2 separate regions of the Mus musculus genome follow, and region 1 is linked to region 2. The links are chromatin loops, found by intact Hi-C in ENCODE. Cell type or tissue: heart. All regions are shown on one strand. Links, peaks and the distances in the headings refer to the core of each region. The heading gives the core; the rest is flanking DNA.

Region 1 (15,878 bases), core at 2,805-10,804, 540 kb after region 2:
GTGAGGCAGGTTACAGGTGCAAAGCCTACAGCCCTCGGCCCAGACACAGGTGGTGCTCAGCTCTGATTTTCTGTACACTAATGTGACTACAGCGACCACTACGGGTAGACTTGGAAGTTCGCAGGCCCCAACCAGAAGAAGCAGGAATGAGAACCCGTGTAATGATGACATTAATTGCGAATTTGGCAGGTTACAGAACTGCCTAAGAGACAAGCCTCTCGGGAGGTCGGAGAGGAAGTTTCCAGATTGGGGTGATGGAGGCAGGCAGACCTGCCCGGAACAGTGTGTGATCCTTAACGCCTTGGACTAAATAAATAAAGAGGTGGGATGACCATAACACTCTCTGCTTCCCAGCCACACCCACCTTACCATGATGGAGCTCACCCTCAACCTGTGAGCCAGGGAAACCCCTTCCTTCCTCCAGTTGCCTTTGCTGGGGTTTGATCACAGTAATGGGAAAAGGAATTACGTCATTCTGCTGGATCCCGAACCCCAGCACTCTGTCGGCATCACCCCAAACACCCTAAAGCAAGAGAGCACACTTACATACAAGAAGATGCTTCTGGTAGCCAGACACGGTCCTTGGAAAAGTGGCCTTTGTCAAACAGCTTAAGTGTCTGTCTTAAATCATACATGGGTTGACGAGACTTAATGCAGCTCTTTGAATAACTGCAGTACTGGCTCTTTTAGCTTTTAAAGTAATTATTATTTATATGTGCGTGTATGCATGTATGTATGTATGCATATGTGTGTGTGTGTGTGTGTATACTCATGTGCCTGTTTATGTGCACAAGCACTGTGTGTGTGCAGTACCCAGTGAGGCCAGAAGAGGATGGCTGATCCCCCGGAGCTACAGGCAGTTGTGGACGGTCTGATATGGATGCCAGGAACTGTACGCGGATCCTTGGCAAGAGCTGTAAGTGCTCTGACTGGATGAGCCATCTTCACTTCAGGCCTCAGTCCTTGCTTCAGCTCAGAAAGCAAAAACTCAGGCACACTCCATGTGGCTTCTCGGCAAGCTGCTTACACGCTTAGGAGACACCTATTGGTCTGCTTAGCTCGGGGTTGTTCTAAGGGAACTCCTACTAACATAGCCCCACTTTACCCAAACAGCTAAGACTGCATGCTAACCCAGGTGTGTCAGGGATGCGAGAGAGACTCTATCCATCCTTGGCCCTAGTAAAAAGACTGGTCCCATCATCCATTCGTCCAGCCAGTACTTGGCTTGGACTGGATATAAAACAAAGTTCTAAGGAGTCACCTAGGGACAGGGAAGTTTATGAACAAGCTTTTCTAATTCTTATAAAATAAAATAAAAGCAATGGGCTGACTTTCTCTGGCTTTTAGATGATAATGACTAAAGCACCTTTAGTTACTAGCAGCCACTTTGCCCCCGTGAGATACAGATCAGAGGAACACAGAGCCGAGGGACCCGCTAGGTCCTTGAACATAGAGAGCACTGAGCCTCTGGATTAACTCACAAGGGACCCAGCAAACTCAGAAGCAACTTGTCTCCTGTGTGTGAGGTGTGTGTGTGTGTGTGTGTGCATGCTCTCACACTTATTCACACGTGTGTGCATTCATGTGGAAGCAGAGGTCAACCCTGGGTGTTCGTCTTCAGGTGACACCCACCTTCATTATTTTATTAGTGGAGGAACCCCACATTTGCCTTCTGTATTTCTGAGAGTTGCAGGGAGAGGACTCAAGCCTCCAACTGCATGATGAGCTCTGTCAGCCATCTTGCCGGCCCCTTTCCGACATACTTTTTGAGACAAGGTCCCTCACTTTTGACCTGAAACTTGGCAGTCCATCTAGGCTAGCTGGCTGGCCAGCCCCATGCTCTACCGTCCCCAGTGCTGTCACTATGCCCAGCTTTTCTATGTGAATTTAGGGGCAGGATTCAGACTGTGCGGCTGGTGGTTATGGGCTAGCCATCTCCCCAGCCAAAATGCCTTACTTTCCAAGACAACGTGTTTCGTTCTGAGTTGAGACTTCGGTAGCCTGCAGTGCAGATTGTGTTGATAGAGGGAAGCGGTGTGTCAGCAATGTGTACTGACCTCTAACCTCTACTGCTCACTATACTCCCACGACCCTTCCCTTCTCATCTCCTGACTTCTGTGTTCATTTAGTTTCCCTCTCTCCCTCTCCCTCTCTCCCTCTCTCCATTCCTCTCTCTGTCTCTCTGTCACAAACACACACACACGAATCTTCTATTCTTGTATGACGGAATTTGTGACTAGAGATGATTCAATGAAGCCTTTCTTACAAAGAACCATGCCAGGTGCAGACCGGGTAAGAGAATGTGACAGAACCCCAAAACTCTGAACCCGTGTTTCTGATCTGGGAATGAAACTCAGACAGGATAAGAAGATATGACAGAACCCCCAAACTCCAAACCTGCATTCATGGTTTGGGGATGAAACTCAGTTCATCTGCCAGAGCAGAGTGTGCTGACCCGTTTCTTACAGTCTGGAACTCAAATAGGCCCCTCAAAGACTCATGTGTTTGGACACTCGCTCTCCACCTGGTGGCGCTGTTTTTGAGGGGCTGTGAAACCTTTGGGAGGTGGAGCCTTTGCTGGAGGAAGTGAGACCCTGGGGGTGGTGGAATGTGAAGGTTATAGTCCAGGCCTGCTCGCCATTCAGTCTGTTTCCTGGCCTACTAGAAAGTGAAGAACGCTTCTGTATTGTCTACCCTAACATGATGGACGGTGGTTCCCTCTGATACCACGAGGTGGAATCAATCCTCCCCCTGTCAACTCTCTGCTGTCAGGTTCTTGGTCACAGCCGTGAGAACGGCTCACTAGCACACTATGTTCTCCGGAATGTCTGCTCCCTTGTGAGCGCTCTCCCTGCTGATCAGCTCACCACACCTCCCACTGATGGAGTGGCCCGCCGGATTTATCAGGACAGCTTTTCACTTCGACTCTGTTTACATGGACAGCACTGAGTGACGCTGCTCTGGAACCTTGTAGTGAGATAAGATCAAAATGGGGGCTCCTTGATTGGATAGGACAGAGACTCGGAAGTTTGCTGTGTGAGAACTGCATGGAAGCCAAGAAACTAACTAGGCTACGTTTCAGGTGAGAGAGGTCAGGCTGACATACGGGCAGGAAAGGGGACCACACCACACATGGGGGAGCTAGAGGTATATGGATCTTCTACTGCTGACTGCTACAGAAGGTGCTAGAAACAGCTCTTCTAGATACACACCTGCTGATGCTTCCTGCCAAGATGTGGTACTCTAAGGAGGGACTACTTCTGGGCTCGGTTCCTGCACATTAGCAAGCATGCTTCTAATTGCAAAATACTATGTCATAAACAGGAATGGATCCAAACCAGTGCTGTACTGCTGACTGCCTCGGCTTAAAGCACATGGCTTGGCCACCTTGGTTCTATGCCCGAGAGAGAGAGAGACAGGCGTTTCCTTCCTAGGGGTGTAGGAACTAGAACGGACTGAACAGAACGTCCTGATGGAGCCTCTACGTCAGGCACAAGTAAGTAAGAGGTTCTGGTCTCGCTGTTGCGTCTTGATGAGGAACTTGGCCTGAGTCTCCCTGTTAGGTAGCAAGATGGCTGCCAGCCTTCCCATAGATAATGCCTTGGCTCCGACTGCAATGGTGAAGAAGGTCCAGCATTCATTCATCATTATCTAACAAAGACTCAAACAACAGATCAGCTTCCCTCTCAAGGAACTATTTTCACTAGATGTGGCTGGGCCCTTATCACAAGCACACACTGTCACCTCTGCTGGCTCCTGGGCAGCCTGGAGGGACAAGCCTGTGATTAGCAAGACTGTACCTCAAATGGAGCTGCTCCTCCAGGGCCTATCCTCTTCCTCTAGGCTGTGGCGGCTACAGCATTAAAGGATCATGAGACCAGTGCTCTCTGCTGCATTAATAAACATTTATTCCAGGACTGTTTATTAGGGATGTCAAGGGACGTTCCCACCTCCTCTGAAACATCTGAGGGATGGAGAGAGCCCACTCTCTGGAATGACCTTCTCAGTGACACCACCAGGTCTCCATCAGCCTGAGGCTGGGTTGGTCTCAGGTCAACTAGTTCTCCTCAGGGTCAAAGCAGAGGCTGGAGCACTCAGAGAAACATGAGGGGGGAGGTTGGTGGTGTAGGGGTGACAAGAACGAACCAGCCCCGGAAGGGAACAAAGAGGCTGAAGCTGAGCTGGGCCCTGGTGGCTCCAACCTGGAATTCCAGCATTTGGGTGACTAAGGCAGGGGGATAGCTGGAAGTCTGAGGCTAATCTGGGTTACACAGTATGAGGCTCTGTTCCAAATTGGCATCTCTGCTGGGCTGGGTGGGACAGGGCTGGGTCTGGGGTAAACGGAAAGTGGTTAGAGTCCCTGTGTTCCTAACGTTGTCCTACCCATCTGGGGAAGCTGCAAGAACAATCCAAGGCCAGTGCTGCTTTCTCCCAGTGACAGAGAAAGTATCGCCGGAAATTCCTTATCCTCACCAGATTGTAAAACAAGTGTTTTCTGCCCCCCTGGAGACCTTATCTTTTCTGCCTGTCCTTCCCAAGGCTCCCGACTCAACTGTGGGATGGGTGGGAAGGGGGTGGGGAGGGATGCCTTAGGACAGAAGTTAGTGTAACAGGCTCACTGGCTGTAGAGGACACTAAAGGACATCAGCCTGATGGGGGATGGGAGGGAGGTTTCTAACAGGGAGAGGGCTTTGATGTGGGATCAACTCCCCTTTCATAAGACAGCACAAATAAAGGGAAGCCTCTGAGAGGCTGCAGAGGGAAATCAAGTGGATGGAGAGTGCCCTCATGTGGCAGCCGGGGGTGTGTGCAGCCACAAAGCCTCAGCTTCCGCTTGGAATTTTATTCCTGGAACTCTGGGGCCTGGAGAGAAATAGCACCTCTTAACCACGTGTCTGAGTGAGACCCCGGGATGAGGACCAGTCCAGGACGAGGAGAGATCAACAAAGACTGAGAAACCACACCTCAGAGAGGGTGTGGGAGAAACCACAGGAAGGCCTGCTCCGGGACCATCCCCCCACCCCCACCCCCCTCTGTGTGATCAAAGCCGGCAAGAATTTCCAAGTCTCTAACCCTGATGCAGCAAACACTTATCTTCAAACCAACAGTGACACCGCTCTTTGCTTGAGGATAAATATCCTCAAAGAGAGCTGTCAAAAGGGCAGCTGGTGGGGTTCACTGAGGAGCCCCACATCTCCCTGTTCTGAGCACCCATCAGTCTCACCACAGCTGTCCCCACCCCTGTCTTTCCAAACTCAAGGTCTTCACTTCCTTGGAATAAAGCAAAAAAAACAAAACAAAAAAAAAAAAAACAAAAAACAAAAAACAAAAAAAAAACAAAAAACAAAAACAAAAAAACAAAAACAAAAACAAAAACAAAAAAACGGGTGATTATTTCTGGAATGTCTCTGTCTGCTTCCCATCTTCGGAAGCCAGGTGCAGCTACGGTCTGAGGAGACGGCTCAGTCGATACAGCGCTTGCCACACACACACAAGACCCTGAGTGTGAGGCCCAGAACCCACATACAAAAGTCAGGAGTGGTGTGTCAGCACTCAGGAGGCAGAGGGAGGTGGATCGGTGGCACACACTGGCCGGGAAGCCCAGCCTACTTGGTGAGGCTCAGGTCTCAAAAAAGGAAATACAAGGTGGATGGCCCATGAGAGGTGATGTGGGAGCAGTGTTAACTTCAAGGTTTGGGTCTGTCAAAGGAGAACATTTGTAGACAAATTTTCATGGGACGAAGAGCAGAAGCTCTCACTCTAGCTTAGTGGTGCATGGCAGTCAGCCCAGAAACTGGAAACAGAGGCAGGGAGAATCAAAGTTCAAGACCATCCTGGGCTGCATGTCTCAAAAACCAAACAAAACCAAGCAAAAACCAAGCAAAGGCTCAGCCGATGAAGTGCCTGCCCTGCAAGTTTGGGGACCCGGGTTCTGATCCCAGAACCCACACAGTGAAGTTTGTTGAGGTGAGCTTGTAATCCCAACACTCAGGAGACAGAGACAGGCGTGTGTTCCTGGGGCTCATCACCAGCCTGGCCTGCTAGGAGAACTCCAGGCCAATGAGAAACTCTGTCTCAAGTGAGATTTAAAGTTCCCTTCTGGCCTATATATGCACTGCACATGCACATGTGTGCATGTGTACACACACACACACACACACCACACACATGCACGCGCACACGTGTGCACACACATACACTCATGCATGGGGTGGAGAGTGAAATTTTAGTTACAAAGCCTATAAAGGAGTAGTGGATGTCTGACGTGCAGTGAGAATCATTTCAACCCTGAAGATTTGTTAGCCTTTCAGGCAACTTCTTCCATTTCCTGGGCTGATGACCTGCGTCCAGATCAGTTTTCAGGCAGATCAGCTCACTTTGGGCTCTGAACTAGTAAATCAGTCCTGTGTTCTGGTCAGTTAAACACAAAGCGGATTTACTGTCAGGCAGGATTTCCCAGCAGCCCCCGGAGATGCTGTGATTCAGGTTTCTGGGGAGAGCAGAGCAGTCAGATATCCTTCCCAGAGGCGCCTGCTTGAAGAACAGCTAGCGTGTGACTCAGGGTGCTCTGTGAGCCTCTGCGGTGGTGGTGGTGGGGGGGAGGGGGGCTGGTCTCACAGTGTTTGAGGGAGCCAGGAAGGGAAATGAACTTCCTCTCTCAGCTTCCTCCAGGAATTCCCAAAGAGACACGGAAGTTACATGGTTCACAAGTCCCCATTCAGAGCAGAGCATCTGGGACATAAAACAGTTACGTGAAGACCAGGCCTCACAATGGCTGAGAGAGTCACCTTCCAGCCAGTAATGGGATCCAGCAGTTTTACAAGCTAGTTGGAGGTACTCCCAGCCACTGAGGCCACCTTAGAGGGAAAGAGCTGTTTTTCTTCCAGTACCTTCTATGGTGTGCTCATGGAGTCCTAACCAGGCTCCCTTCCAATCTCAAAGTCAATATCTGCATTTGCTGTGGGTGGGAGGCTTCAGAACTTAACAGCCTTAAGAGCTAGAGACAGAAGTGACAGAAGTACACACGCCAAAGCTGCCTTAGGTGCCAAGGTGTTGGATCACAGGCTGCTAGGGGGACACCATGCTCTTAGATGCCCACTTCACAATCAGGTACAGTGCACCTGCTGAGAACGGGCTTCCTCCTGGCCAGATGCCAGGAAATGCCAAGGGTTGACTGCCAGGAAAGGTAAGCATAACTTTGTCCTTCTTTTCTAGGCAGAAGAAACCTGACACCGTGGAGTGACCTCCACAGAGAGCACTGTCCTGAATGCTGTACAAGAGTGTGTTTGCATGCATGTGTGCATATGTGTGCATGTGTGTACACATGTGTGCATTCATGTGTTTACATGTGTGTATACACACATGTGTGCATGTATGTGCATTCATGTGAGTATGCATGCATGCATATGTATATGTGCTTGTGTGTGCATGTGTGTACACATGTATGTCTTCATTCACGTGTGAATACATGTGTGTGTGCATGTGTGTGTGTAAAGAAAGTAGAGTATATTTATTCAGAGGAAACAAACAAAAGCAAAGCTCATGACTTTACTATGGGATAAAATAAGAGGCTTCCATTTGTTCTGAATTTAGCAGAAGAATATACCACCCTGCCTCTGGGAGGAGGATGTGGCAGTTCCAGGTCTGTGTCCTCCTGCCATTGAAGGCATCGTCTGAGAAAGCCGCTGTCCTAGATGACACTCATAAACTGCAGTCATGGCATGCACTAACTCGAGTTGAGTGGTGGATGCACACCTTTCCTTTTGAGTGTCTGCTTGCTTGTCTCTGGCTGGGGAAGCCCACTCTGATTGGTGCACATGCACATGAGACGGGAGGAGGTAAACACAGACTGTCTCTGCAGGACAGACTGGGTTTGAGTAGAGTGGGAAGGATGGGGCGGCGGGGAGGAAAGACCTCCAGGCACTGACATTTTCGACCAGGTGAGGATTGGTGATAGGGTCATAACATCAACCAGAGAACATTTCAGAGGTGGCTACATGACAAGGAAAATAGTGTCCTTTCTTTTAGGCTCCCTGAAAATCCCAACACACCTGTGGAAAAAAAAATATCTCAGGACTCCAGAAGCCGAGACCACAGGAGTTAGATCTTGTTTTGTTTGAGACCAGGTCTCATGTAGCTCAGGCTGTCTTCAGCATTTCTCTGCAGCTAAGGGTAGCCTTGGACTTCAGATCCTCTCGCCTCTACTACCCCCCAAGGGCTAGGATTATAGGATTACAGGATCACAGCATGCTCTGTTTATGCAGCACTGAAGATAAATGGAGGGCTTCAACTCAGTCTTACCGGTGGAGTCACACCCCCAGGTTCTTAAAACACCATTTATAGTCTCCATGTGGGTAGCCCACGACATGCCAATTACGCCACAGTAGTCCCTGTAATTCTTCAAACACACTCCACATAACAAATTTACCTCCACATTTACAGCAAGCAACGGAGGCTCACTCATTCAGATGCCGGCCATACAGAGTCTCTAAGTCCAGGGAACCTCAGACCTACTTCACAGCTGGCGAGCTGAGCTGAACAGCTAAGCTAGCCTTGTGCACTTTGGGGTGGGTGTTCAGCAATTCAGGCTGGTTCATTACCAGTGGAACTCACACAACTAGGGACTAGGTGCTGTTCAACACAGTTTCAATGAAACAGAAAAGACGCCTAGTTCAGCTACCTGTAGCGCAGCCTGCAAACCAGAAGCACCCACATTTCCAGTGTGCCTTGGGGGCAGACACTACACCTACCTCTGGAAAGCTGAGTTCTCAAGCCGCTGGGCTCATGTTCCCTCATACAGGTCCCCTCCCTGTCATCCTGTTCATCTTCTGCCAAGGCCACGGCCACAAAAAATGATTCTGCTGGGTTTTCTATAATGTCATATTTTCATTTCACACAAAACTCTATCCTGACCGCTACAAATAAACGCCTTTTCTCTACCCCAAGCTCCGCACTCTCCTCAGGGGGAGCCTGTGGATCCCAGACCTGGAGGCAAAGCCCACTCACCTGGCATGAGACACACAGTCGGGGTTCAAGGGTGGATGCTGAGAGGAGCCTTCTTTCTGATTTCCAGACTTTAAGTAACAGGATCTGACTTCCCCTGCGAAATCACGAGAGTTGAGCAGACAGTATCACCCATCTGTGAAGCACAGGCTCGTTTCTACTGTCTTCAAGTTGAAGGCAGCCCCGTCAGGGTCAGGCTGTTTGTAGAGTGATTGGGTTTGTTTTGTTCTGTCTGACACTTGAAGCAGAACTTTATTTAGCAAAGGAGAATGGCATTTAAAGCAAGTCACTAGGACAAAATAATCTACTTGTTTACCTGGTGATCCCCACGGTGACCACGCGTTAGGTGACCACGCGTTACCTCACCGCGGTTAACCTATTTACCTAATTACCGGTATTGTTCTGTTAGATCCTCAATCCACAGTTTTTTTTTTTTCCCCTGCTTTTCCTTAGTTTTGTTTTTTTTTTTTTTTTTTTCCTCTCCCTTTGGTGTCCAAGCTGTCCTGCAACTATTAATCCTCCTGCCTCAGCCTTCTGCTAGGATTTCAGGCATGGGCTATTAAAACTAGTATTTTCTCAGGTAGCTCAGGCTGGCCTTGAACTCCCAACCCTCCTGCTAATTTAAACTCTTGGATTATAGGTTTGGTTAAGAGGTTCTGGGAATCTAACCTAACAAAAAGAGGCTCACTAGGAATGTAGTTTAGCTGGAGGCCAGAGTCCAGGCTGCCTCAAAGAAGGTGAGCGAGTGTGGTCTTGACTGGGTGTCAGGCTGGTAAGGAGGAAAAGGAAGGGCGCTAATGTGCAAGGCTACATTAGCTCTGCTGGAGGGTCTGAGATACTGAGGTATGAAAATCAGCCCCTGTTCTAATGCAATTTCCTAGTCTCAAGGGTCACCTTCCCCCGGGGCCTAGGAAACACAATTAACTCCATGATGGAGATACCCAATACTGCCACTGAACTATACCCCCAGCCTCTGACCTTCTGCTGACAGGAAGGCTGTTCTCAGGTCTGCAGACACACGAGATAATGAGCTAGAAAAGGTCACAGAAGTCAGAATCCTCCTGCGTACTCAGTAACTTGACAATGGACCGGGGCCACGCAGACAGACAAACAGCGCAGGCTTCCTCACAGCCTGTGCTAGGGTCCTAGCGTCTCCTTTCCAATTTGTATATATTTGTGTTTATGTTGGTGTGAGTGTATATAAAGACCCAGAAACTGGAAAGGACCAAGGAAAGGATGAAAACGAAGCATCGAGAGCATCGGGGATTTCAGAGTGGAAGGAAAATACTGTAGGATGGAAGGGTTCACAAAGGATGGGGGTGGGGAGGTGGGGGAGAGCTGACCAGAACTAAACCACCGTCAAAACCCCATAAGGAAACTGCTACTTTGAATACTGACTGAAAAATAAATTAAAACGATTCAAAAGGACATTAGCCAAGACCCATCCCAGAACAACCGGAGCCCGTGTCCCTTGCCTTTGGGACTATGACTCTTATCATTTGGTTGGTGATTCCTCATGTAACTACTCTAAATCATTATTATACAAAGGTACCAGGAAAAGCTACGAGGATCAGATGTCTAACAAATATCTAATACATATTTACTGGGCCCTGGGCCCGTGCCCTGCTGAAGTCTCCCCTTGGGAGGGAAAATATTAGTAGATTATTACAAGACAAGAAATAGTTACTGTAACAGTGGAGATGGAAGTAAAGGAATGGATGTTTAGAAAGCAAAACATGGAGCCCAGAGATCGGTTCACTGGGTAGAGAGCTTGCCTAACACACAGAGCCCTGGTTCCCGAGCCCAGGACCACATAACACCTATCATCCCAGCACTCAGGAAGGCTGGGACATCAGGAGTTCAAGGTCATTCTGAGCTATAGGATCAGTTGCAAGCTTGCCTAAGCTACATAAAACCTTACGGCAGCAAAATAAATGAAGAATAAAGTTTTGAAAGAGCAAAAGTCATAGGCACCCGGTTAAATCTAAAGTTTGCCCAAACAATTCTCCTTGGAGATCAGACACACAGGGTGAGTAACATGCTTTCTGTGCAGTGAGCATAGAACATGCCAGGCGGGAAGGAGAGAAACCTCTCGGGCATTCAACAAAGCAATCCCAGGACTGTCTGCCTGGTACAATATCTAACACTTGACCAAGGACCAAGCAGAGCCCCGGGACAGCCATGGCTGTCCTGCCTCTTGCTCTATAGAATAAGGACTTACCGTGTTCATCGATGAAAACATGCATAGCGTCCAGGGACATCTCCTCCTGCACAGACGTTTCTGGCCCACTGATGACCTGCAGCACCGAGCTGTCTTGTTGGGAAGTCACTCGGTAGATGATGTGCCTTTGCCGGCTACCCTGGAAACTTAACACACATGAATACTTTGAGGATGGGTACTGGGTAGTTTTATGTCAACTTGACACAAGCTAGAGTCGTCAGAGAGGAGGAAACCTCAACCGAGGAAACGTCTCCGAGAGATCTGGCTGTAGGTGAGCCTGTGGGGGCATGTTCTAAATTAGTGAGTGATGAGGAAGGGCTCATCATCCTGGGTTCTCTAAGAAAGCAGGCTTAGCAAGCAAGCCACGAGGCGCAAGTCAGTAAGCAGGACCCTGCTGTGACCTCTGCTCTGGCCTCTAGGATCCTGACCTGCTTGAGTTTCTGCCCTGACTCCCTGTGACGATGAACTATTATATGAACAGGGAATGAAATGAACCCTTTCCTCCCCAAGTTCATTTTTGGTTGGTCATGGTGTTAAATCACAACAGTAGTGACTCAAACTAAGACAGATGGTGAGGTGGCTGGGGAGGTGGCTCGGTGGTAAACTGTTCACCATGGAAGTGTGAAAACCTGTGTCCAGATTCCTACGACCCATGTGAATCAAAGCCAAGCACTGGGGGACATTCCAGGGCTGGAGAGGAGACAGGGAGATGGATCCCTGAACTGTGGTCAGCCTGTGTAGCTAAACCAGTAAGCTCCAAGTCCAGTGAGAGATGGAGAACTGCTGAGGAGATGTTCAACATCTGGCCTACACACACACACACACACACACACACACACACACACACACACACACCAGCAGGACTTCTCTACCATCCCCCAAAGCATGACAAGAAACGCCATAGGAAGAACTGTCTGTCTCACTATGCTCAGTGCTAAGTGACCAAATCCTCCTTACAGTGCTGCGGACTTGGCAGGCTGTGTGAACACCGGGCTACCATTTGCAGGGTCTTGGCTTGGCAAGTCTGGTTTTCCTGGCTTGGGATCACGTCCGTTGGGTTTTTCATTCTCCACAGCTTCCTCCTTGGTCCCTGGGGAGGCATGACCTGGAAGATAAGACCTTCCATGTTAATTCTGAGGACAATCCATTCAATCCATCCGAGTGCTCGGGGAATAAACTAACGGCCCTGAAATGAGAAGAATGAAGACTCGGGCCTGGTGGCTAGGCCAATTATCCCAGCACTTGGCAGGCTGAGACAGGAGGACAGCTGTGAGTTCCAGCTCTGCAGGGTCTACAGAGTGAGACTCTGCCTTCAAATAAAGTAAATAACCAAACTCCAAATGATCTGGGTGGGGTAGTGCATACAGGAGGCAGAGGCAGGAGGAGCCCCAGGAGTTTGTGTCTAACCTGGCCTATATAGTGAGATTCTGTGTCAAACAACAAAGAAAGAAAAGGGGGAGGGGAGGAAGGGAGGAAGGGAGGAAAGGCAGGTTTCTAGACAGATATTTCTTTTACTAAGTATGAAGGTCTATAAATATATTTGAAACACAGACACGTATGTATGTTTGAGACAAGTTGCTCAGGCATCTACTCTGCCAAGGGATTGAGAGGCTCTGTGGACCTGACTCGAGACTCAGTGATGTCCACTACCATAGCTGTTGCTGGAATTCACACACACACATGAAAGGCTCCTAATGCACACATGCTCAGACTGAAGAGGAGACTGTAGACCATGTTCCTGATCCACAGACCTGGTTAAAATCTCGCCAGTGATGTTGAGTTCACTCACTCTCGCTGTGTCCATCTCCTAGCTGGAGGCAGAATGCCCACCCTGGGAAGGCAGACATTTGCTGATCACTGACTTAGAGCCACTGGCTTAGTGTCACGGACAACACAGCACGACCTGCACTCACCCTTTGCTGGGACTACCTCAGGATGAAAGAGTGTTCAGGAATCAGCAGGTACAGATGGAAGGGAAGGGCTTATATAAAAATCTTCTTTAAGCAATGGCCTAGACTAAGGCCGCTATGCAAAATGAAGAGCTCCCCTGGCTTGTGTGTGGACACAAAGGTCAAAAGTGTCGCTATCAGGGCTGGAGGGATGGCTCAGCGGTTAAGAGCACTGACTGCTCTTCCAGAGGCCCTGAGTTCAATTCCCAGCAACCACATGGTGGCTCACAACCATCTGTAATGGGATCCAATGCCCTCTTCTGGTGTGCCTGAATAAACAACAGTGTACTCATATACATAAAATTAACCTTTTAAAAAAAATGTCACTACCTTCTATGAAAACTGCCAGCCCTGTAGGGGTTCAAACTAGATTTGAAAACAGGAATAAAATGTCTGACCATACAAGCCCTTTCAAGACACACTGCTGAGGGGAAAAGGAGATAAGGTGGATGAGGGACTGCTGTACAAGCATGGGCAGCAGAGTTTGACCCCAGAACCCACCAAGAAAAAACAAAAACCAAGCATGGTGGCACACATCTGCGACATTGGTGCTGGGAGGTAGAGACAGGCAGGTCCCTGAAGTTTGCTGGTCTAGCTGAATTGCTTAACTTGAGGTTCAACGAGTGATTCTGTCTCAAAAAAATAGGGTGGAAAAGCAATAGAGAAAGACACCTCATACCTCCACATATGTACACACGCACACACCCTCTCATACACACATGCATATGTATACATGCACATGAGCACACAAATGCACACAAGCACACACACAGACACACACAAATACACACATAGTCACACACACTCACATGCATATGCACACATGCACATACACACACATTCACACATACATATGTACATATGCACACACATGGTCACACACAGGCACACACACATACACATACACATATATGCACACATGCACACATACATATACATGGGCACACACAGGTGCACACACATATGGACACACATACACACATGTACACACATATGCACACATAAACACGCACACACACATACACATGGGCACATACACACACACACACACACACACACACACACACACACACACACACACACACACACACGACATGCCATTGGACTGGACAGCAATGACTGCAGTGTCCTAGGACATCAACCTCACTGCCACCGCAGTCACTCCTGGGATTTTTTCCTGTCACTGGAGGAGATTGCCAACTTCTGAGTGGGCCGTGACATCAAGCATTCTCAGCATGTCAGTGGCAAGTGTCTCTGACACAAGAAAATGTTTAGATTTCATTTGGCAGTCTGTCAGGCTGGTAATACTCACAGTTGTCAAGGGAAGTGTGACACCAGAACAAATAGCCATGTCAGGCTCATCTCAGAAGACATCGAGCAGTATAGAAGGCAGCTCCCACACCACACTGCCAGTTCTGGGCACATCTGCTCATCTCCAACATCTTAAGGCATTCCTCAGGTCAGTATATGGGACACCTCCCCAGGCACTCTCAGTCCTGACATTTGTTCTTATACCAAAGCACACTGGAGTTTTTATTTTCCTAAACATGAAATATTTCCATAAAATAAGCCAATACTAAAGATACCCTGTCTTAGTTAGGGTTGCTATTGGGGTTACTATTGCTGAGAAGAGACGCCATGACCACAGAATTTCTTATAAAGGAAAACATTTCATTGGGGCTGGCTTACAGTTCAGAAGTTTAGTCCTTGTCATTATAGTGAGAAGCATGGTACATGCAGGCAGACAGAGTGCTGGAGAGGAAGCTGACAGCTTTACATCTGGATCAGCAGACAGCAAGAACAGAGTGACAATAGGCCTGTCTTGGGGTTCTAAAACCCCAAAGCCCATCCCTGACAGGATTCCTCCAATAAGGCCACACCCACTCCAACAAGGCCACACCTCCTAGTAGTGCCACTTTCTACGGACCTATGGGGCCATTTTCATTCAAACCCTTATAATCTCCCTTTTAACTATATATTTACTTTAAAGATTAATGCGGTCAAATGCCACTAAATAATCTCCCAAATCATCCAAAAATAGTCACATCTGTAGATACAATGTGGCATATTAACAAGATCCTTGCAAACTTAAAGTGTTTCACTTTCCCGTAGTGTAGCTATTTCTTCAGAATGGAAACAGTTTCTCTGGGATGGAAGCTCACAGCTGGAGGACACTTAGAAGCTTCATGGGCTCCTCCCTAAGGTTTAAAGCAAACAGGGTTTGGAGATTTTTTTTTTCAATTAGCAGTCTGCAGAGGAGACTCTCTCATCTGTCTTGCTGCCTGAAAGTTGTGCAAGAAACCCAGAGATGAAGCTTTGGTGAGATGTCACTCAGGGTGGGAGAGCTCTGCCTTTCAATCGCCTTTCAATACCTCCGCAATAAGCTCACTGGGTCACTAAACTATGCTGGGGTGAAAGACTACTTTGGTCTGTCCTTGATGCCCTGGTTGAAACATACAGACAGATAGCTAGCTGTTCATGTCTTCCTGAGGAAAACCACATACCTATGTCATAAATAACTGTTCAACTAGTATCTTTGTGTGGCACAGTTAGGGTATGGTTTTACAGAATTTTCTAGAGGCTAAGAAACTGTGCACGTGAAGGAATGATGAGCAATAATTATACAAAGAGAGCTCTAGTCAATAGCCAAAACAGCTGGTAACCTTCAGCCTCAGCCCAGGACCAGACTTAACATGGGAGAATTA
Region 2 (15,878 bases), core at 4,476-12,475:
AGCCAGGACATTTTGGGGAAAGCCTGGATCCTGAGACAGGAGACGGGGACATCATGATTAACAGACTAGAAAGTTTCCCCTCAGCCATGGGACTCCCAGAAGTTACCACCCATCAGAAGCTGGGACAAAGGATTCTATCCTGTGGGGAACAAATGTCCCTCTGGAGGCCTTAGCCACCTTCTCTCTGGCAAGGTCAACAGCTAGTCACAGCACAGGGCAAACAGCTCCTGTGGAAAAGGCAAACTCCAGACTCCAAAATACTCCAGGACATGCTCAAGGGCAGCAGGAGGATGCAGCTCAGGGTGCAGTGGATTGTGTGATGGATTAGAGAAAGTTTATCACGTCGTGAGCAGGAGCAAACACCCTGCCTCAGAACCTTGGGATGATCCCAACACGCTATGTGGGAGGCTCCTGGAACTACCAACAACACAGTATGTGGGTGGCTCACCCTACCAGAGAACGCTGGCATTGCCCATGCAGGTGGTAGAAACGGTGATCAGAAGCCTCAGAGTGATCAAAATGCCCAAGGGGGTATTGTCCTCAAGGACTAGGGCTGCGGAAGCGCTTCAGGGAGAGACAAACAACATCTACCCCTTTCTTCCAAGGCATCTGTGACAAACTGAAGTAGGATCCCATCAAACATTTCCCCTGGGACCAACAAGTTTGTTATCCTTACATGGGGGAGGGTTTGCTGGCAGGAACTTGGCTTAACCCAAAGCAGCTTCTGGGGACCATCATCACCCACCATGGATGATGGCTTCCCTGAGCTGCATAGGTCAAGCTTCCTCAGCCTATACACCCTGGCCCATCTCCAAGCCCCTGACACCATGTGCAATTGACGCAGAACTGAGTAGAGATGCCTGGGAGGGGCAGGTGGAGACTTGAGTAAGGGTTCAGTGGTCTCCCCTCCCCACCCCACCCTGTAAGGAAATGTCAAGAGCCACAGGTCTGACCAAGACTGAGGTCTGCAAGCAGGCACAGCTGATCCAATGGAGATAGCAGCGGTTTGGCTTAAAGGACACCGTTCTACAATAAAGGACACACAGACCCAAAAAAGGAGTGTGCTAGAAGCATGGCCAAGGTATCAATGAGAAGGCCCAAGTTGTTTGTCTGTGAGCCACAGTGAACCAGGCTTGATGATACCCACGAGATGGGCCCCTGACAGTGGGCAGGAGGCTGAGCTTCACCATCAGGAGTAGGCAGGTCACAAGGGCAGGATTACAGCACCCAACCAGAGTGTGGGCCCACACTGAGTGATGGGGATTGGGAGACCTCATCCTTCAGCCAGCAAGGGCTCTGGTCCATCTCTGTAACTGAAAGAAAACAATGAGACGAAAGTTACAAGGCCCCAGAATCCTCCGCAAGAGCTCCAATCTCATGTACACCCTCTGAGCCAAAGCCATTTTCATACCTAGAAACAGCCTTGCAATATGGCGCTGCATTGGAGTGTGCTCTGTACGGACCTTTCAGATGCCTCCCTGGATAACACATGGCCGACTCCTCGGGGTATTGTTCATCAGGGAGAGGCACAGAGTAACCATTCTAAGTAGCACAGTCCTTGGGGACCCAGACAAACTTTCCTGCCAAGATAGTGGACTCGGAGCCAGTGATCAATGAGGTTTGGCCCAGATTGCTCTCATTAGACCCCCACCAGCCCTGCAGACCTACTCTGTGTTGTCAGCCTGGTTCTGACTCAGTCACTGCCAAAGGAATGCTGAGACCTTTCTCAACCCTCGCTGCCTGCTGAAGCCCTGGGCCATCATGGTCTTGTAGAAAGCCAAGCTCGTTATCAGGCCTTGCCCAGTCACTTCTCAGGTGGTGACAAGCATGTGTGCAGTCCTTCCTGGGGATAATGGCAGAGATCATCTGCACATTAATGACCAGGCATGGAGTGGTTGCTGGGGGAGGGCCATTAGTCCCCAGCAGACTCTGGCTGGTTTCTGTGAATATCCTCTAAGTGGTTACCCTGGAGACCTTCTTAATTAATCGAAATCCTTTGCACACAGCCGCAGTCTGTCACTGGCCGGGAGAAGCAGACTTTTCTGAAGGTTTGGCCCGAGGCTGTCCTCTATCCAGAGGACTTCTCTTTCTAGGTGGTTTCCTGGTGGTATTGAACAGCATCTGTGTGCCTTCAAATGCCAGGCAGCCTAGTCCTATGAGCCTAACCTCTTCTTGGAGGCTCTCTATTCACTCCAAACCCAATAGGACTGAAATCAAACACCCTCTTCCATCACGAGCATGGCTAGGTCTATGTGACACTCTTCTCTGACTAGAACCTTGCACACATTTGGTTGTACAAGACAGAAATGTAAGGGGTTCTTCTTAGCATACAACCAGAAGTTGTCTTAAATCCCTGGCTCTGCCTTGCTCCAACCCCAGTCATCTCCAGAGCCTGTTTTGTTAAATTATTTATTTCTCCAATCCATCGACCTCTTCCTCTGAGCTCTGGTCATCTCAGCAGCCCTGGGAGGCAGCAAGCTGTGGCCTCTCAGCTGGTCTCTTACATCTCCACATGGTCTGTCAGTTTATCTTCACTATCTCAGTAAGAGCAATCTCTTCAAAAGGCAATCTGATTACTTCAGCCCATGGAAGCCGAAGTGACCTCCATGGATCCTCCTATACTTAACTTGAGCTGATCTGTATGAGCAGTACAAATACTCTGTACCCATCCTGGATGCTCAGAACTGAGAAGGCCCATGGAGAGGCCCACCCAGAAGAGGGTACAATACCCCTTTGTCCATGTGGTTATAGAAGTGGGTCTCAGCCACAGTCATGAGATGGCGACAGCTCTGGGAGACAGCCTCACTGTGGCTTTAGAGAAGCCTGAACCTGAGACACTGTCTTCCTCATACCTGGGTTCTGACTTGCTCACTGTGGAAATGCTGTGCTTGTATTACAGGTTTGAGGAGTTACTTGTTACACACAAGGAATAACTGGTACATAATTGTTGTAGTTTGAAAGTAAAATGCCCCCTGAGTCTCATGTGTCTGAACACATGGTCCCCAACTAGTGATGGCTCTGGGAAGGTTATAAAACCTTGAGGAGGTGGAGCCTTGGCAGAGGATTTGGAGCCTCGGTAGAGGAGGAAGAGTCTTGGTAGAGGAGTTGGAGCCTTGGCAGAGGAGGTGGAGTCTTGGTAGAGGAGGTGGAGTCTTGGTAGAGGAGATAGAGTCTTGGTAGAGGAGTTGAAGCCTTGGTAGAGGAGGTGGAGCCTTGGTAGAGGCATAGAGTCTTGGTAGAAGAGGTAGAGTCTTGGTAGAGGAGGTGGAGCCTGGGTAGAGAAGGTGGAGCCTGGGTAGAGAAGGTGGAGCCTGGGTAGAGAAGGTAGAGCCTGGGTAGAGAAGGTGGAGCCTGGGTAGAAGAGGTAGAGTCTTGGTAGAAGAGGTAGAGTCTTGGTAGAGGAGGTGGAGCCTTGGTAGAGGAGGTGGAGTCTTGGTAGAGGAGGTGGAGCCTGGGTAGAAGAGGTGGAGCCTTGGTAGAAGAGGTAGAGTCTTGGTAGAGGAGGTGGAGCCTTCATAGAAGAGGTAGTGTCTTGGAAGAGGAGGTGGAGCCTTCATAGAAGAGGTGGAGCCTTGGTAGAGGAGGTGGAGTCTTGGTAGAGGAGGTGGAGCCTTCATAGAAGAGGTAGTGTCTTGGAAGAGGAGGTGGAGCCTGGGTAGAAGAGGTGGAGCCTTAGTAGAAGAGGTAGAGTCTTGGTAGAGGAGGTGGAGCCTTCATAGAAGAGGTAGTATCTTGGAAGAGGAGGTGGAGCCTGGGTAGAAGAGGTGGAGCCTTAGTAGAAGAGGTAGAGTCTTGGTAGAGGAGGTGGAGCCTTGGTAGAGGAGGTGGAGTCTTGGTAGAGGAGGTGGAGCCTGGGTAGAAGAGGTGGAGCCTTGGTAGAAGAGGTAGAGTCTTGGTAGAAGAGGTGGAGCCTTGGCAGAGGAGGTGGAGTCTTGGTAGAGGAGATGGAGTCTTGGTAGAGGAGGTGGAGCTTTGGTAGAGGAGGTGGAGTCTTGGTAGAGAGGTGGAGTCTTGGTAGAGGAGGTGGAGCCTGGGTAGAAGAGGTGGAGCCTTGGTAGAGGAGGTGGAGCCTGGGTAGAAGAGGTGGAGCCTTGGTAGAAGAGGTGGAGCCTTGGTAGAAGAGGTAGAGTCTTGGTAGAAGAGGTAGATTCTTGGTAGAGGAGGTGGAGTCTTGGTAGAGGAGGTGGAGTCTTGGTAGAAGAGGTAGAGGAGATGGAGCCTGGGTAGAGGAGGTGGAGCCTGAGTAGAGGAGGTGGAAAAATAAACCAAGAAGTGGGAGAGAGAAGGGGTGAGGGAGGGAAGGAGGAGAGACTTGAAATGAGGGGAGCACTGTTTGCTGTTTAATAACTCAGAAGAGAACGCGGTGGAGGTAGTGAAGACAGAAGGAGGAGTGGCAAGTATTTAGAGTAAGAAGCCTGCCATTTGTCTCTTGATTCCTCCTGGCAACCACTCCTGGTTTGTCACTTCAACTCCTTGACCTCCGCAGGCGCACTCTAATCCTCCTGGACTTTAAGCCTGCCCTTTCTGTCCATCTGTCCCTACTTGGCCTTTCCTTTAAAACCCCCTTTTCAGTGGCCTCCGTTTCCCCCACCCCGTCTGAATTGTCATTTAAGCCCAACCCATTTCCTAGTAGCTTGAATTCTCAGAGTCATGAGTCTCAGGGCCTTGTGGTGATGGCTCAGCTTCCTCCCTGGGTCTTAGCACAGTCGGGCTTCTTAGGAATGAATCGAGAACCACGACCATGACATCATGGAAGAAAAGGGGGGTCCCATCCAGGCTTCTCTCTCTCCTCACTCACTGGACTCACTTGCTGTCTGCATGGCTGGAATGCAAACTACTCAGGCTTCAAGTGACACAGAGCTGGAGCAGAGGCAGGGCCAGGGCGGGCAGGTGGGGGATCAGAGGGAGCTGCCCTTCTCCTCAAGCCAGTGTCACATCTCTGCACAGAGGAGTGGCTTAGTCAGCGTTTCTATTCCTGCTCAAACTTCATGACCAAGAAGCAAGCTGGGGAGGAAAGGGTTTTTTCAGCTTACATTCCCACATTGCTGTGCATCACCAAAGGAAGTCAGGACTGGAATGCAAGCAGGTCAGGAAGCAGGAGCTGATGCAGTGGCCATGGAGAGATGTTACTTACTGGCTTGCTTCCCCTGGCTTGCTCAGCTTGCTTTCTCATAGAACCCAGAACCACCAGCCCAGGAATGGCACCACCCACAATGGGCTCTCCCACCGTTGATCACTAATTGAGAAAATGCCTTACAGGTGGATCTCATGGAGGCATTTCCTCAAGGGAGACTCCTTTTTCTGTGATAACTCCAGCTTGTGTCAAGTTGATACCCAAAACCAGCCAGTACAGTGGTGGTCTGAGAGATGAAGCACCCACTGCCCAGACACAGCTGTCTCTTGGCATCTGGGCTTGGTAGAAGAACTTTTCCCAGATAGGAGCATCTTAGTGTGTACCTGACTCCAGAAACAGCTTCAAAAGGGCTGTGACTCTCAGGTGAAACCACATCAAACAAACAAACAAACAAACAAACCCACCAACTCAGGGTCCAGGAAAATGGCTCACAGTGCTTCTATCCATGCAAGCCTAGTGACCTAAGTTCAGATCCCAGAACCCACGTAAAAGCTGGGCACATAAAAGTAGCACCAGTGTCAGAAACCCATGGCCTCCATGGAGAGACAGGAGGTGAAGACAGGAGGATTCCAGGAGCTCGAGGGCTGGCTAGCCTGGTATATTCAGTGTCAAAGAGATTGTGTCTCAACCAGTATGGAAAGCCAAAAAGTTGTCCTACTAGCTCCACACGAATCTGTGACACTCACGTGACCCGACTCACAAGCACACAGACATATGCACTCACACATCAAACAGAGTTATCAAAAAATCCTCACCAACACACAATTGTGTGCATATGCATATGACTGTGTGCATGACTGTTACCTGTAGCCATTCTCGCCACCCTGTATATTTATTTCCACCCTAGTATGGTTTTTAAGATAAAACTCGACGTCTCTGGTGACCTCAGGTGTCCTTTCTCTTCTTGGTATCCCAGGTGGGGTGACACAGCTGAGAGTTAAACTCCAGGCAAATTTTATCATTTAAAACCAGACACCAAGGCAACAGTCTGGGTGGCGTATATTAATATGCTAAGGGCATAGCAGGGAAGGAGGCTGGGCTGCCCCCAGGGGGAGGAGGGGGCAAAAGTGTGAGCTTTGAGGGGGGCACCTGACTGTTTCTGTGCTGGCCTAGCACCTCAAGATTTTTCTTGGTTCGTTAGATGCCTGGCAGGCTGAGGAGGCAGGTCCGTGGGCCCAGTGCCTATTGTGCACAAAGGCCTGACTGCTGTCTTCAGCATGGTACTGATGAGGTGTGGTGCTGCGGGCCTGTAATCTCTGTACTTGGAAGGTGGAGGTCAAAGGGTCAGAAGTTCAAGGTCACCCTCAGGCTACATCGGGAGACTGAGGCTGAGACTTAAAACAAAACGGGAGTGAGCTGCCCAGAGGCTGCACTGCTTTTTGTTTGTTTTTTTCTTTCTAGGATAATCCTTGAGTTGTATACTTGTCTGAGGTTTTGCTCCAGAGAATCAGCCTGAGATGCCACACTCCCCGCCTGGATAGGAGGAGGGCTGCCCCTCTGTTTGCTTAGCCCACAAGGCAGGAGGGAAGATGGAATGAGGAGCCTGCTCCATTTGGATACATCTCCCCCGATGTTTGAAAGCATCTCCAAACCCTCTTCTGTGGATGATTCTCAAGGACCCTCGCAGGGAGAGAGGAGTCCTTAGCTGTAATAGGAGTGGGCGCCCGTCCAGGTTCATAACCGTTCTGCCTCCCACACTGGATGCTGAATCCAGGCAGGGGTGCGGCTCTGATTTCTTACGGTTAAGATCCTGGGAGCAAAACCAAACCAAAGAGGGTGAGGACAGAAAGCATTAATTCCACACTGTGCCAACAGTTACAGCTTCAGGGCCCTGTGGCTCATGCTTTTAACACCAACACCTGGAAGGCTGAAGCAGGAGGACTTGGAGTTAAGTCTGCCGGTGCTACATGGTAAGACCAGCCAGGCCTATACAATGACACTGTCTCAAAACAAACAAACAAGTGTGTTTGGCCCACATTCAGAAGAGAGCCGCTGGTAGTCGCTGGGCACAGGGGCACGGAGCACTGAGGTCTTCTTCGAGGATCTCCGCCGTATTTCATTTCGGCTAATTCTAATTCTGTAATGAATAATTGATGATTCAATTTCATCTTAAGTAGCCACACGCGGCGTGGCTGCGTGCGAGGCAGCAAAAGCTGTGTGCTTTTAGAGGCGATTTGTTACGGAGAGGAAGGACAAAGGAAGAGCGTCGTGTGAGCACAATGCCACATCGGGCATCTTTCCTTCGCAGTCTTGATGAAATTTCGGAAGAGCAAGGAGCCGGCGAGAGTCGCTTGTAGCTGTGGATGGGGAGGGAGACCTACTGGACTCCTGCATGTCCCTCATCCCACGGGGACTCTAACTTTATAACAGCTGTATTTTATTTTAATCGATTTACAGCACAGAAAAGGGCAATCTTTTGTTTTTGTTTTTGTTTTTTAACTCTTTCCTCTCATTCTCTGTGTGTCTGTGTGTGTCCTAGGTCGCTGTGTGTTAACTATCAGGTTAAGTCTTTGGGATGTGTTAATGCAACAGACCCCACCCCCACCCCCATCCCCACCCCCAGCTTCCACCAACCCAGAAGCTCCAAATGCCAGCAGGCAGCACCTAAGCACACGGAGCCAAGTGAGTTTTCCCTCATTTGCTATAACCAAGCTACCCAGTATTTCCACTAATGTGTTTTTAAAACTGCCTTGCCTCACAACTTCCCTTTGCTCTGTAGCTCCCTAACACTCTTTCCACACTGGAATGTGCTCTCCGAGGTGACCAGAATCTCATTCCCAGACTATGTTCATTGTGACAGCTAATCGGGTTCCTGCCTTGGGTCCCTTTGATGGTGGATGTGGTGGTTTGAATGGGTTTGGCCTATTCATGTGTGTTGAATCCTTGGCCTTACAGAGTAGCACTATTAGGAGGTGTGGCCTTGTCAGAGGAAGTGTGCCACTGTGGGGGTGAGTTTTGAGGTCTTTATGCTCAGGCTCCACCCAGTGAGAAGAGAAACTCCTAACTGCCTTCAAATGAGGACGTAGAACTCTTGGCTCCTCCTGCACCATGTCTGCCTGGATGCTGCCTTGGTTCCCATCATGATGATAATGGACTGAACCTCTGAACCTGTAGGCCAGCCCCAGTTAAATGTTGTCCTTTATAAGAGTTGCCTTGGTCGTAGTGTTTCTTCACAGCAATGAAACCCTAACTATAACAGTGGACTCTATTATCTGTAAACCAAACAAACCTTTACCTTCCCTGTTACTTTTGGTTATGGTGTTTACCACAGCAACAGAAAGCCAAAAAGGACAGTCATACCTATTTGGCTTGAGATTAATCTATCTCTTACTCTTCCTGAAGAGAGAGCTATATTTTGGGTCAGGAGCTATGTATCGAGATAAAACAAAGTGAACAAAGAGACAGTCTCATAATTCAAACTTGCAACATTATTCTTGTGCATAACAAAGAGAAACAGAACAGACACTCTGAACTAGCGAGCAAGCACTGCAGAAATTAGGAACTGACAGATAAGCCTGCTCCAACCAGGGCCCTTTGATGTGGGCATCTGCGCGCTATCTGGGCCTCTGAACATATCAATAAACTTTGATGTGAGGAGAACCGGGTGGTAGGAAGTGTGCGCTGTTACGTTTGTGTTTGTTTAGCTGCAGTACACAAACGCCCCCGGGGCTCCCGGGTACATTCTGGGGCTGTGGCTTCTGGCATTTCAGAATTCCTTCAGCTACTCATCTTCCATCCTGGGAGTCTTTCCTGGAGCCTTTGGAAATCAGATTGCTGCCTGCAAAGTACGTCTACAGAACGGAGTGCAGCTAGGATCTCGCAAAAAGTGATAGGCAGCGAGGAAGAGCTGAGTCACCCGAGATGGACAGTGTAGGCGTTGCTTCTTCCATTATATCTAAATTACCTTCTCCTTTACGTTCGGTTTATTTATGGGTGTGCACACAGGCAAAGAATGGCTATTAGGGCTGTAAACTGAGACAAATACAGAGATTGATAGCCTTAAAAATAGTCCACGAGGGAATTCAGGGTCTTGTTTAACCATCTCTGAAATGTGTCTCCTCCAGCATTCGCGGGTGTTATAAAATTTATAAGCCTGGGATCACACTGCCCATGTGGTTCACAAAGGCAGGACTGGAAGTTCATCTCAGAATTCCACATCTGAAGGGAGCCTCTCGGTGACATTCTGAGTGGGTGTCACCTTAGCACACTGTCCGTGTCTGAAGGTCATGGAAGCCAGACTCAGAGCTGGAATTCAAACGGTACCACCATCAAGAAGTAAGGTCTGGGAGGAAAGAGGAGTCTGCTCACTGGCCAGAGGAGGGCAGGGCAGGACCACTGCCCCCTGAGGCAGAGGTGGAGCCTCTTCCCGCATTCAGGCAGGTTCCGCAGGTTGGCAGGAGCTTCTTGTTAAACTTCAAGGAACTTTGCAATTCTGTTTTTATACATAACCGCTATGAATCCAGCTGAGTGCACACCTGTGACTCTGGCACTCAGGTTTTCAAGGTCAGCCTTGGCTGCCTAGCAAGTCAAAAGCCAGCCTGGGCTACATGCAAGCCTGTCTCAAAAACAAAATCAACAACTCAATTGCAAAGTTGCATCGCACAGAAATATTTTTTTAAGAACTGAGTTAATTCTTGCTGAATATCCTGGTTGTGGGATGGTCACCAAGTAGGGCCTGGCTGGTAAAAGCAGGTCACTGAGGGCAGGCCTTAGAAAGTTCTCCCCAGCCTCTAATCCCAGACCACTGCGCCCAGTCCACCACGATGTGAGAAATTCATAGGCTCCCTCTACCATGCCCTCCCACCATCGTTGACTGAGACCATGTGCTAAAACAACCCTCTCTTAAGTTGTTCTTGTCAAGTATTCCTGTCATGGTGACACAAAGGTAAGAAAAATGGGGTCAGGCAACCTTATCAACTTGAGTATTCTCCTGCAGTGGTTTGTTGAGCATGACCTTAAAAAGCCCTGTGTAGCCTTCATGTATGTTTTCCTGTGTGTATTTCATGTGTGTTTTCCTGTGTTGCCTTCATGTATGTTTTCCTATGTGGTCTTCATGTATGTTTTCCTGTGTGGTCTTCATGTATGTTTTCCTGTGTGGTCTTCATGTGTGTTTTCCTGTGTGGCCTTCATGTGTGTTTTCCTGTGTAGACTTCATGCCCCTTTTCCTGTTTTTTTGTCCTTTGGGTTTGGGTGGAAGGGTCAGAAGTCCAGGAGGGCTGAACAGTTTGCGTGGAACTCTTCATGATGGATAGAACACTCCTTCCCATGACACCCCTCTTACATTTAGATTGGAGTCAGATTCTTACGTGTGTCCAAGATCCATCTATAGTAGAAGTTAACAGGTAAATAAGCAATTTCTTCCTTTATTTTCTGCCCTTCTATGATACTCAAAGGTAGAAATCAGAGCATTACAGACTCCACTGTGAGCAGGAGCTGGCAGAGGGTATGAGAGAGTGTTCTGTGTAACAGGCCCTGTCTTCCTTAGCTGGGGTCATCTAATTAGGCGGCTGCTGGCATTCATTTTCCCAGCTGCCTGTGGTGGGCATCATGAAACTGAAGCATGGAGCTATGGAACTCACTGCAGCAAATTTCCAACCAGTCTTAAGAATGAAACAGTCTTGCCACCCACAGGGCTCTATCTCCCATGGACATGAGTGGCTAGGTTAAAGTATGAAATATAACTGTCTTGTTTTCTGTTCTCTGATGACATAGGCCTGGCTGACCTACAGAACCCTTAGCCAGCACTAATCCAAATTAGACCTAAATTAGACGAGCGGTTCCCTTTCTGTTGGTCTGATGACCTGGGGTGCCCACTTTCCCTGCAGGCTTAATAACAAATATGAAATATCTAAATGGCCGCGGTCACATCAATTAAAGTGAAGATGGCTTGCCCATTTTGACCCAGAGTCTTTTTATGTTTGATATACTTTCTTAATTAAAAAGTACACCATGATCAGAATTGCAGCATTAGGAGGTTTTGTGTGTATGTGTGTGTGTGTGTGTGCGTGTGCGCCAAATAAAAAGGAGAGAAAGGGATGCTGGGGGGGACAGCTCTTTGTAGTGTTTAATCTTAGTGAGTCAAGCTTATTTTCAACATAATAAGCTACAGACAGAAGGAAAGTCTTTTAGTGCTAAAGTTGAGCTTGGCACCTGTCTCCAGGACTTCTGAAGCTGCTGAAGGGAACCTAAAGGTCAAATTTTCTTTACAAGTGGATATGATCTTTCTACTTCCTGTCCAGCCCCCTCCAGTGTGCGTTGCTGCACAGAGAGCAAGTTCACACTACAGCTTTGGCTATGGGTCCTCTGCGTGAGAACTCACTCCATGCTCAGTGCTGTTAACAGTCAGTCCCTGGGAAATGAAGCCATCCCACCTCAAAGCGCTTCTCTCATTTGTAGAAGCCATCTTTCCAGGATGCTTTTAGAGTTGCTGGCTCCAGGAGGCTCTGCTATGTCATCTCTTAGGAAAGTTTCCCTGACCCTGTCCCCTTGAAGTGTGGCTTCAGTATCTGCTGCTTCATTACCTGCCCCGTCATCCTTCACCACATGCAATGCCTGCAGATGTCATCTTCCTTGTCTGCCACTTGCCATTTAGTGTCTATCCTTCATGACTTAAACACAAGCTCACAGAGGGCAGGATAAGCCCTTGTTCTCACCTTGGATCCCTAGACCTTGAACAGGCGCTATACCTATCATGTTCATAATAGATATTTGATTAACAAACACCTGTAAGCTTTAGTGTGAACATGGGCTCAAGACAGCCTTGCCTGGACCATGCCCCAGGGAAGGAACTAGATTATAAAATGTCTTGGCATTCAGTTCTGTGGATCTGTGTGCTTCCCCAGTGCTGCCCATCTGGGAACCTATCCCAGCACTCTGGGAACCACAGATTCCGTCTGAATATGTATTTTTGATGACAGCAGAATCTTCCCTGAAGTCCCCTGAAAACATATGGGGCGGGGAATGGTTCTTTTTTTTTTCTTAATCTTTTGTTGTATATATGCACACATGTATGGATGATGATATGTATGTTTATGTTCATGTATGATGTATATGCACATGTATATTCATGTATATGCATGATAATGAGTGACAAGCATGTGTGTTTGCATGTATGAGTGCAGGTGTTTGTATGAGCATAGGTGCTTGTGTGCATGAGTACAGGTGTATAGATGCAAGTGTTCAAGTGTCCCAGAATGCATTTGGCGGTTAGAGGACAGCCTTGGGTGTTAGTCCTTGCTCTCTATCATGTTGGGGCAGAATGTTCACCATTGTATACACCAGGTAAGCCAGAGATTCTACTATCTCAGCCTCCCAACTCGCCATGAGAACAGGAATTACACGTGTGGGCTGCTGAGTCTGGCCTCATGTGAGTTCTGAGCACCTGAGCTGAGACTGTCACAGCCACCCAGTAAGTACTCTGCCTCCTTGAGCCATCTCCTCAGATCAGGATTCCTTCTTACCGTGGCTATTTGATCACTATCGACAAGGCAGGTGCTGGTTGCTACCTGCACCGGTAACTAGCCACAGTTTATCTCCATGTTCCCTAGACTCTACTTCCCCCTCTGGGGGTGGCTGGCCAGAAGGGCTCTCAGCAGGCACCATGTTGTTTGCAGGGTTCAGAGACTCAAAAGATTGAGGAGTGTAGCTGAAAATAGCTCAGGGCCACTTTGGAATTGTTGGGAGTGAATCATGCTTCCTCCTCCAGCTGGCTGTGTGACCTTGAGCAAGCTCCTCACCCTCTCTCTCTCTCCTGAGGCTCTCATCTATGTGAGGTAAGCTCTCATTGGCACTCACACTGCTTAGGGATGTCAGAATAAACCAATTAATGCCAGCCGTGCCAGTCGGACGGTCAGCACAGACAAGCATGCCAGGTGCCTTGTAAGTTCTTCCTTTGCTATCTCTCCCACCCGAAGGGAATTTGCTGTCTGGGGACAGAGGAGGACAGGCCAGAGCCGAGCACACAGAGCACATCTGGTAAAGACCTAGTGTACTTCAGTGACTGGAATACCTTGGACTGGGGTTTCAAAAGGACTCAGCATAAGATGTAGGCTGACCCCTTGTAACACAGAATAGCTATCTTCCTGAGTCCTGGTGACCACTGATTATGTTGATTAAAACAGGGACAGATCAGTGATTCTGTGTCCTGACCGATGCTTACCATCACCTGACTATTACAGAAAGATTGCAATGTGCGGTAGAGATACCCCAGGGCTCCTCACCAACACAGAACTGTACTTCACAGCACACTGATGCTGCTGCTGGAAGAGTTTACAATAGTTTGTTTTACGAGTTGATACAAAGAGTCCTTGGTCAGCAGAAGAAGGAAGCTACTGGAAGTCTTGCCTTCTTATTTATACACGTGCCTTCTTGAGGTTGTCCTTAAACTCTCAAATCTAACTTTCACTCTCTTGACCCACAAAGGACCAAGATGATAGCCCCTTGATGGTGAGCCACAACCTGTGTAAACCACTCTCGCCCTGCCTGAGGCTGCGGGCCTCCACACCAATGTCTCTGGCCTGTTCCCCTTCCCTGAGTGGTACTGGGCTCTGGTTCACGGGTGACTCCAGTGTTCAGCTGTGGCTGCAGCTGCCCTCCTCCCTGTCAGGCTCCATGCATGGCTGATAGTACACCAGAGTGGGAGCAGCCACATCTTTGGAATTCCTTTCCGTTTTGAGTCAGAAGAACCCGAGTCTGTTGGCTGCCTGGACACGGAGCCAGAGTTAGTGAGGAGCTTCGATGAGGCTTGTGTGGTACCTCCTGCTGGAGAAGGCAGCGGAGAGCAGCCAGGTTACCAGAGACCATCTAGCCACCCCCTCCCAGGGAGACCCGAGTGGCACCAGCTCATCCCAAATAGAGAGGACATCAACAAGCCAAAGGGAAGTGTTCGTCCAAGGAGTGAATGGGTGGCTCTGTGGAGATTGTTTACAGGAACAAGAGCACTCAAGGGCAGCCACGCTGACAGCAAGTCCCAGCCCAGTCAACTCTTTATTTCATACTTAATAGTGACTGACATCTTTGGGAGAGGAGGGAACTCGTGGGGGTATTTGGGAGGCCTTGTGCTTCCTTTGCCTGGTGAATTCTTCCCATTCCTCCATGCAGGAACATTAACAGACCAGATCTCATGAGGATCACAGCTATTCTACTTCAAGATGGCAAGGGTCCTGTCCAGCCTAGAGAAAGCATCTATATTATAATTATATAGTGTCATTATATTGCATATGTACACACATACATATATATGATATGTATTATTATAATGCACATGTGTTATACAATATGTATCACATGTGTAATATATTCATATATGCATGCAATATATTATTTAATACATGTATTATATGATATGTATTATACATGTAATATATATACGCATATATTATACACACATACATCTATTACACTTATATGCACCCTGCTATATATTCCACAAAGTCCAAGCCTTAGAAACCTGGTCCCCAGGGAAGCACTACCGAAAGGAGGAGATACTGAACACTCTCCTTTACTCTAGCATTAACCAAGTGACAGGTTGTTCAGGACTGGCTTCCTTAGCACCTTCACTTCCTCTGACCAGCTTGCCGTGTCTCACCATGTGACACCCTTTGCTTCATCATGAGCAGAGAAGACGTCAACCCCATGCTCCCAGCCTTCCTAGTTTCCATAACCAAGGACTAAATATATCTCTACCCCATATAAATTGACAAATTGCCCTTCTCGGGTACTCAGGCACCGCCACAGACATGCCCATCCTTGTAAACAAATGTCTGCCATACTTCTATGTTCCGGTCCAAATACTGAATGTCCTGGAATGATGTCAGATGAAGAGATACCTAGGGAGATCATGAACGTCTGTCTGTGTGAAGGGCCGTTGCCATGGCAACTCAGCACCCTTGGGCAGCCTCCTAATGAAGAGTTATTACTTCTTAGCTAAAACACGTCGCAAGGAATGGATGAGTCATCAACTTGTGGAGAGATACAACAAGTTATTTTTTTCTTCCAATTGCTCTAGGATGTAAACACACTGATCTATGTGTGACAATCTCTGCCCACGTCTGACTCACTCACCCGGCTCTTTCGTCACCGAGCTAGCAGAGGAAGGGATGAGAGGTCTCTATTGCCCCCCAGGGACCCTTCAAACATCTGTGGGTGGCATCCTGAGGCATTGGTCACATCCTGTGGCAACTTAGATGAAGTATTCTGAAAGAGGGTTCAGGCAAGAGAGTCTCTATAAAGCTAGCAAGCCTGGTTGTCTGGCAGCCACACTGCGCCTGTCAGGGATATTCCGTGGGCTGCTCTGAGCTCCACATCAGAGCCAGCCACTGTCCTCTCCTCAGCCTCCAGTAATCGGGCAGGAGAGAGGGATAAAAGATCAGAGAGGTGCTGAGCACTCTGGGCCTCTGAGCTGTGGAAAAGGCTTAGGTTTCTGTCTTGGGACCTGGAGATGTGTCTGATAGCCGAGAAGGTCACTCCCCTGGGTTCACTGCTGCTTCTAAATACCTGAGATGTCTTTGCCCTCCTCCCCTGGGATCCCAGACTTCAGGCCAGTGCCCGCACATAGATGATCACCCCACTGCAACATCCACAAGGCAAACCCCCAGAAATACCCCACATGCTCATGTGCTCCCTCGGGATTAAAAACTTTAACTCCACAAAACCATCAAGTCATCTTTGATTTGTGGGGAAGATTTTTCAGGCCGCATATTTGTCAGGCATAAAATATGTAAGGTAGTAAACCATAGGAAAATTA

What was found. A loop is a pair of places that touch in the nucleus more often than their neighbours do. Peaks named below come from ENCODE experiments on the same cell type or tissue, not always from the same donor. Only the 100,000 strongest peaks of a DNase experiment are listed, where the experiment ranks them.
Region 1: a loop joins it to region 2, with 3 times the contacts of the local background. A loop is called at or near these places in 5 of 42 quality-filtered maps.

Annotation. Positions count from the first base shown.
Region 1 is chr8:125,866,221-125,882,098 of GRCm38, forward strand. Pcnx2 (pecanex homolog 2) reads right to left here. Exons shown (of 34, transcript NM_175561.4): 6 at 12,182-12,329; 7 at 11,225-11,370; 8 at 9,007-9,100. Among named protein-coding and RNA genes, the nearest start is that of Gm46061, 22 kb to the left of the region's middle. In heart, for the core only: no CTCF peak of the experiment used is centred there; no DNase peak of the experiment used is centred there; H3K4me3 peaks cover 656 bases; H3K27ac peaks cover 3,026 bases; H3K27me3 peaks cover 626 bases.
Region 2 is chr8:125,328,957-125,344,834 of GRCm38, forward strand. No RefSeq gene overlaps it. Among named protein-coding and RNA genes, the nearest start is that of Gm30713, 49 kb to the right of the region's middle. In heart, for the core only: a CTCF peak has its summit at 9,454 (motif pointing right); no DNase peak of the experiment used is centred there; H3K27ac peaks cover 5,805 bases.